2 separate regions of the Homo sapiens genome follow, and region 1 is linked to region 2. Evidence: chromatin contacts called from ENCODE Hi-C or POLR2A ChIA-PET data. All regions are on one chromosome and are shown on one strand. Each heading gives the region's core, a stretch centred on a gene start or an enhancer-like site at or near the end of the contact. The rest is flanking DNA. Distances are from core to core; before and after follow the strand shown.

Evidence for each region. A loop is a pair of places that touch in the nucleus more often than their neighbours do. ChIA-PET counts read pairs that join two places held with the same protein, here RNA polymerase II (POLR2A). Pooled maps may share reads with other maps.
Region 1: a pooled map shows a loop between it and region 2 (12-fold over the local background). The contact joins the promoter of TNFSF11 here to the enhancer-like site in region 2. A Hi-C loop is called at or near these places in 19 of 37 single-sample maps with no recorded cell type and 14 of 50 pooled maps. POLR2A ChIA-PET finds 5 or more read pairs at or near these places in 3 of 52 experiments (AG04449, PC-9 and activated naive CD4-positive, alpha-beta T cell).

Annotation. Positions count from the first base shown.
Region 1 is chr13:42,572,297-42,575,852 of GRCh38, forward strand. TNFSF11 (TNF superfamily member 11) reads left to right here and starts at 1,856. Exons shown (of 5, transcript NM_003701.4): 1 at 1,856-2,226. The coding sequence starts at 2,008. RefSeq lists a silencer at 1,794-2,163 and an enhancer at 2,254-2,453.
Region 2 is chr13:42,496,421-42,499,994 of GRCh38, forward strand. No RefSeq gene overlaps it. Among named protein-coding and RNA genes, the nearest start is that of LINC02341, 73 kb to the left of the region's middle. Within about 2 kb of position 1,536, at least 2 of the 41 ENCODE cell types and tissues checked have a DNase peak (open chromatin) inside an H3K27ac peak, as active enhancers do.

The DNA.
Region 1 (3,556 bases), core at 606-3,105, 76 kb after region 2:
GGAATTAAAAACATGTATAAAACATTGTTGTATAAAAACCCATTAAAAAGAATGGAAGACACTATAGTAAAATCATTGTGGGTTTAGTTGTTATAACACATTTTAAAAATCTTTGATCCCAATCAATATTTATAAGAAAGAAGAAATATGGAATTATTTCCTGAGTCAAGGAGCAGGGAGAGAATGAGGAAGAAGAGGAGGAGGAGGAGGGGGAGGAGGAGACAATAAACCTACTTCCCAAAGTTAACAAACAAAAAGTGGGAAGAGGTCAAAGACTACAAGGAGTAGAATTAACGTCAATTGTTTCTATGTTTGAGTCTGAAAATTTTTTGTCCCTTCTCCACCAACCTATATATTGATACACATATAAATGCTAAAGGCATTTTTGAATTTGAACAGATCATTTTCTTTGTATGGCTGCCTTTAAAAAAAATTCAACCTGGTCACTCTTCCTCAACATTTACTGAGGTCTAAGTGTTCAATTTAGAACACATGCTTTAATAACTCAGAGACCTGTCATTTGTCACAAATCTTGCCTAGAGAAATACTCATTAGCGAATTAGGCAGAAAGAGGATGCAAAATAAAAAGGCACAGTAGTCCCCTGATATCCATGGAAGACTGGTTCCAGGACACCACCAAACCCCTCCCCGCAAATACCAAAATCCATGGATGTTCAAGTTTCTTAACATATCATGGCATAGTATTTGCATTTAACCTACACACATCCTCTTGTACACTTGAAATTATCTTTAGATTATTTATAATACTTAATAGAATGTAAATGCTATGTAACTAGTTGTGTATCATTTAGGAAATGATCACAAGAAAAAAAGTCTACAGATGTTAGTCCAGACACAGCCATCCTTTTTTTTTTTTTCAAATATTTTTGATCTGTGGTTCATTGCATCCACAGATGTGGAACCCATGGATACTGTGGGCTAACTGTATTAATAAAAAAGTGGAAACATCCTAAGTTTCATGGGTGTTTAAATTGGTCAGCAACTTCCTTCTGAAGAAGTATCAGAATTTGTGAGCAATGTTAATATTTTTGTTTTCTCACTAAGAGCCACAGTTCTGAATAGAGGTTTTTAAAAAGCCCTAGCAAGGTTTCTTTAGCAATGAAACTAACATTTAACTGTATCATCAGCTTCGTGTTACATCTCTTTCCTGACTGTTGGGTGAGCCCTCCTCGGATGCTTGCTTCTGGCTACACGCCCCTTTACCCTTTTCTCTGCACTGTTTTCATCTTTATAAAGTCAGAGTTGGTGTCTATAGGCTCTCTACTGCCACATTCAAGACCTGCCTCGCTCAATGTCACCTTCAAGATGCAGAAATAGGGATTTGGGAAGGGGATTGTGAAATTTTCGAAGTCTTCCAAAATACTTTGAGAAACTATATTTGGAAGCACTTTGGGGGGAGAGGTTGGACAGGAAGGGTCTTCAGAGATCATCAAATTTAACTTTCTAAATCCTAAGGAGGAAACCGAGACTCCAGGATGTGAAGTCCCTTCTCTACCAAACTAGAATGGATGCAGGAGGAATGTCTGAGGTGCAATCCTTATCCTTTAGCAAAGGTGTCCTCTGCGTCTTCTTTAACCCATCTCTTGGACCTCCAGAAAGACAGCTGAGGATGGCAAGGGGAGTCTGGAACCACTGGAGTAGCCCCCAGCCTCCTCCTTGGAGGGCCCCCATGAAGGAGGCCCTTCAGTGACAGAGATTGAGAGAGAGGGAGGGCGAAAGGAAGGAAGGGGAGCCAGAGGTGGGAGTGGAAGAGGCAGCCTCGCCTGGGGCTGATTGGCTCCCGAGGCCAGGGCTCTCCAAGCGGTTTATAAGAGTTGGGGCTGCCGGGCGCCCTGCCCGCTCGCCCGCGCGCCCCAGGACCCAAAGCCGGGCTCCAAGTCGGCGCCCCACGTCGAGGCTCCGCCGCAGCCTCCGGAGTTGGCCGCAGACAAGAAGGGGAGGGAGCGGGAGAGGGAGGAGAGCTCCGAAGCGAGAGGGCCGAGCGCCATGCGCCGCGCCAGCAGAGACTACACCAAGTACCTGCGTGGCTCGGAGGAGATGGGCGGCGGCCCCGGAGCCCCGCACGAGGGCCCCCTGCACGCCCCGCCGCCGCCTGCGCCGCACCAGCCCCCTGCCGCCTCCCGCTCCATGTTCGTGGCCCTCCTGGGGCTGGGGCTGGGCCAGGTTGTCTGCAGCGTCGCCCTGTTCTTCTATTTCAGAGCGCAGGTGAGTGGCCACCTTCCCAGGGGATCGCGGCTGAGAGCGCCCATCTCCTTCCCCCGCACTTGGAAACTGAGTCTGGCGGCAGGGCTGGGCCACCCAGAGCTTGCATATTCCGGAAGGGAAAGTGACTCCAGAAGGGAGAGAGGAAGTGTTGAGTTTGGGGACAACCTGGCGCAGGGCTGTCGGGCGCACCCTGCTCTCTCTCCGCCCACGCACCCCAGCTTCTCGGTGCTCTGGGGGCGGACTCCCCTGGCCGGACGATGGGTTTGAATCTCACCCCGTCCCTTCGCTGGGAAACAACACTGGCCTCTCACCTTTTCTGGTAGTGATTGCATACTTTTTCTCCCTGTCATTTCTCACTTGAAGTTAAGAATCAACTTCTGTTCACGTAGGAAAAAAGATGAGCGCCTTCACTTGGGCATCTACCTTTCCCTTCCCGCCCACCACCCGGCGGGTTTCGGTTCCTGCGCCTGGCTGCTCTGCAGGTGTGCTGGGGCCACGGTGCTGGAGGGCTGCGCGGAGCGGGAGGTCGCGGTGCTCGTGCCCAGGTCGCCCAATGGGTGGGCAGAATGACACGGCGCGACCAGAGAGGCGCGGGCTCGGGATGGGGGCTCTGCGGCTGTGGCGCTGTCCTGTGGGGGTGAAGGAAGAGGGACAGCCCCACGTGCCTGCTAGGGATGTGGGCGGAGGAAGGAAGCGAGGTGAGTGTGATGGCACAGTGTTACTACAGTCTAGCAAATAACCAACCTTCGGAAAGATGAAGAGGTTTTTTGCACGACGGCTAGGAACTGCAGAGAGATAGTAGGAAGGAAGGGGTAAATTTGTAATATTATGCTTTCTGGTGGTTTATGCTCTTGTGTTTTCTTGGAAATTGCAGTGCAGTTGGTTGGATTCATTCAAATATTCTTGTCTGGTGCTGTGAACTCTTTCTCAGAGGAAGTGGGGGGCTGACTGTGCATTTTTTTTTATGGGAAAAGAAAGTTGGGTTTGGACTACATTCGTTTTCAGATTCAAAGGTGATTACTAAACCAAACGGGATGCATCAAAACATGGCATTGCTTGGATTGTATGGTTTTTTGACATGTGCCAATGTCTCGAACTCCATTACTTTTAATCATAGGCTTTTTGTTAAGTATTCATTATCCGCTAGTTTGCATTTTCTAGAACTAGTGTGATTACCTACTTAAAGTAGAAATGCAATGAGCCACACTTCAGAAAATCTGCATTAAATATAATCTACTCATTGAGAGTTTTGTTGTTTCTAAAAAGACAACTTTTGAGTGGTTTGCTTGCAACACAGATAACAAATCTATATGAAAGTGACTAAACGTCT
Region 2 (3,574 bases), core at 286-2,785:
GCAATCCTATGGGGGGCAGGGAGTCCCGACAATCCTGCTGTGTCATAAGAAGGGTGTATTGCATTTAAAAGACTGAACAAGCATCCTCTTCCAGTAAGGAGCACTGGGCTTTGTACCTCTGCAAGCCCACGCCTTGTCCCTGCTGGCTTCTCCCTCCTGGCCCCAATGCCCACTTGCCTTGTCAAGTACCTGGCCACGCCAATGGTAGTCCTGGGTAAGCTCTGCCTCATATCAGTCTGCTTGGGCTCTGGCACCTTCTGCCACCCAATCCAACCCAAATTTATATAATTCAACAATACCAGCTGACCTTGTATGCTGTGGTCAGTCACTGGTCTAGCGCCAGGCTTCAGTAGGTAGAGGCATGTGTTTAGATCTGGTATCTTTAATTTTAGATATGGTGTAATGTACATCCCCATCACTGCCTTGGAACCAAAAGGAAAGGACAGTGATACCAAACATAATGACACCTTATAGCCTAGCTCCTTGAGGGCCATTTCACAGCCCTCCTATCTTTAGAATTGTAAAATGCCGGCCGGGCACAGTGGCTCATGCCTGTAATACCAGCACTTTGGGAGGCCGAGGCAGGTGGATCACAAGGTCAGGAGTTCAAGACCAGCCTGGCCAACAAGGTGAAACCCCATCTCTACTAAAACAATACAAAAATTAGCCGGGCTTGGTGGCATGTGCCTGTAATCCCAGCTACTCGGGAGGTTGAAGCTGGAGAATTGCTTTAACCCGGGAGGCGGAGGTTACAGTGAGCCAAGATTGTGCCACTGCATTCCAGCCTGGGTGACAGAGCAAGACTCAGTCTCAAAAAAAAGATTAAAAAAATTATAAAATGCCTATCCCTCAAAGTTGTAAGATTTGGTCGAGAAAGCTACAGATTCATTTCAGAATGAGTAGTCAGGGTGAGCCCCCACAGATTACTGAGAAAGCCATCAATCCCTGTCATCTCAGAACTGCTGATCATCATCTCATCTTTCTCTTTGCTCCAATTAACTCTTACTCTTTGGTTAAAACAACTAAGTTACGGGGGAATTAAAGGAAATTCTGTATTGACAAATACATGGGGCTGAACGGTGAATATATGCTAAGTAAGAAAACATATGTCTATTGGAAATTTAAGACTCTTTCCAGATGTTTACATAATTTACTTTTTCTTTCACTATACATGTAATGATTTAAAATGTTTTTTCCATGAAAGAATAAATTATGTTTAAATAGTAAAATGCCTATTGGCCTTGGGTTCTTCCAGGGAAGGCTACCAGTTCCCTTGGAGGTAAAAGCTAAGAAGTAACTAGAGGAGCAACATTGCTTCTGAGAACCCACACTGTGCCAGCCACTGTCATAGACATATGTCAGCTTGTTAGATCTTCAGAAGCACCATGAATGTTAGATGTTATACCTGTTTTACAGATATGGAAATGATGGTTTAGAGGGTGAAATAACTCGTCCAAGGTCACACAGCTAGTAAGTGGTGGAGTCAGGTTTTAAATCTAGGCAAGGCTATACTAAGTACCTGGATCATACCACACTTCTCCCCACTTGAGTCATGGGCTACTGCAGTTGGGGAAATGACTCAGACTTAGAGATAGTGCACATGTACATTCTCTGGAATAGTTCCTGGTATTGAGTAGAGGCTCATTGCATGTTAGTTTCTCACATCCTTTTCTCTAGGATGATTTCTGACAGCACATGAAGTCATGAAGGGGACACACATGAAGTGTGGCCTTAGATTAAAAGTGTGCAGTGTAATCATAATAATACCAAATAGTCCCTACTATTTGCCAGGTGCTGTACTATGTCATTTATGTGTATTAATTCATTTCATCATTTCAACAATCCCATGAAATACGTTCTACTTTTGTCACGCCGTTTAACACTTGCCAAGGTTTCACATTAGAGCTGGTAAATGAGAGAAATGGGACGTGAACTCAGGCAGTCTGTCTCGAGTCCAAGCCTTTAACCACTATGCGATACTGCCCACTAAATTATTAGCCTGCTGTAGTCTAGATACTGTGTACATATATATGTGTGTGTGTGTGTGTGCATATATATATATGTGTGTGTGTGTGTGTGTGTGTGTGTGTGTGTGTGTACTCCACCCTTGAGAATTGCGTTGATATGATTCTCTGGGTCCATCTTACAATGCCATATTATGATTCCACAATATGAGATTGTCCATTATCCTATTACAATGGCTTAATCAGACACATGCTATGAGCCAAGTGGTGGAGATGCCTTCAAAACACCCAAAGGAGTTGGCCAAAGCCGAAGAGGTTGACTTACAGCCCCACCACTCTTCAGCTCCAGGCACTGCACTGGAAACATGCACAATAAGGGAAAATTGACATTGCAATTTGAGTTGCAGATTGTACTGATGGTGTGGTTTGAATAAATACCATGCCCTTTGAAAGTCTTATATTATTACGCTAGACACATGAGGGTTTTCCTATTCCTATTGCAGGCAATAGGCAAAAATCTATCTTCATAGCTGAAATCTGTTTTGGAATTCATTGCTGCCTTTCTGGAAAGACACTGTTTAATTCTGTCTCCTGGGTGTGTGACCCTATGGTCTCTACCTTCTTTGTAGATCTGTGAATAAAGCTCTTTGTAATGAGGCCACTTTTTGTGCAACAACAACAAAATGTTTCTGAGAAGGATGTTAGAGCCAGACTTTCTTTAAGTAGTGGTGTCTGGTGTTGTTTACTTTTAAAATAGTTTCTAGTGCAAGGGAGAATTGTGTCCTAGAAGAACTGTCCCAAGGAGCTCATGAACAGGAATAATGGTTTGTACCACTACTTTCTGGAAAGCAAACGGGGATTTTGATGTGAACCCAGAAAGGGGTCGGACCACATTGACATATATTTTCTGGTTTCTAATCTTACCTCCACTGCCATTATGCACTGCATTACACAACCCTCTACCCTAAGGCCCAGCCACCCTACAGCCTTTTATCAACTCACAGAATGGTCTCAGCACAGCATGAATCTAGATGAGGGCTTAGGGACCCGTGGGTGGCCAGACCTCAGGCTCTGGGCATCAACAGGCAGACCTCCAGTTCTGCCCTGAAATAGAATTATGATATCATTGTGAGCCAATCAAATTGCCTGTCTGAGTTCAGTCCTGGATGCTCTGGGGTGGTAATTCCCAGATGATTTGATCTATGGTATTTTCTAGTAGTCTAATTTGATAATGTCATTTAACTGAAAAATATGTCTCTCATTATTATTATTATTATTATTATTATTATTATTATTATTATTTGCCAGTGTAGAAGGAAGTTAAGAAAGGGGGATTAACTTTAATTTTTTTCAGTTTAATGGAACATATACTAAGAAAAAAATGTCTCAGTAAGTGATGCTCACCATCCACTCAATTGTCCAATCCAAAATTTTAACCGGGAGTTGTTTATGTGTCCTCTCTTTCACTCGCCGCTGATGTCCAATCGATCAGTAAGTCTTGTCCTGTCAATTTCTGAATTTGGCTATTTTCGTCATAACCACTGTTAAGATTCTCATTCAAGGCATATCAACCGTCCCTTGTCTGGACCAATGCAACAGCCCCAACACTG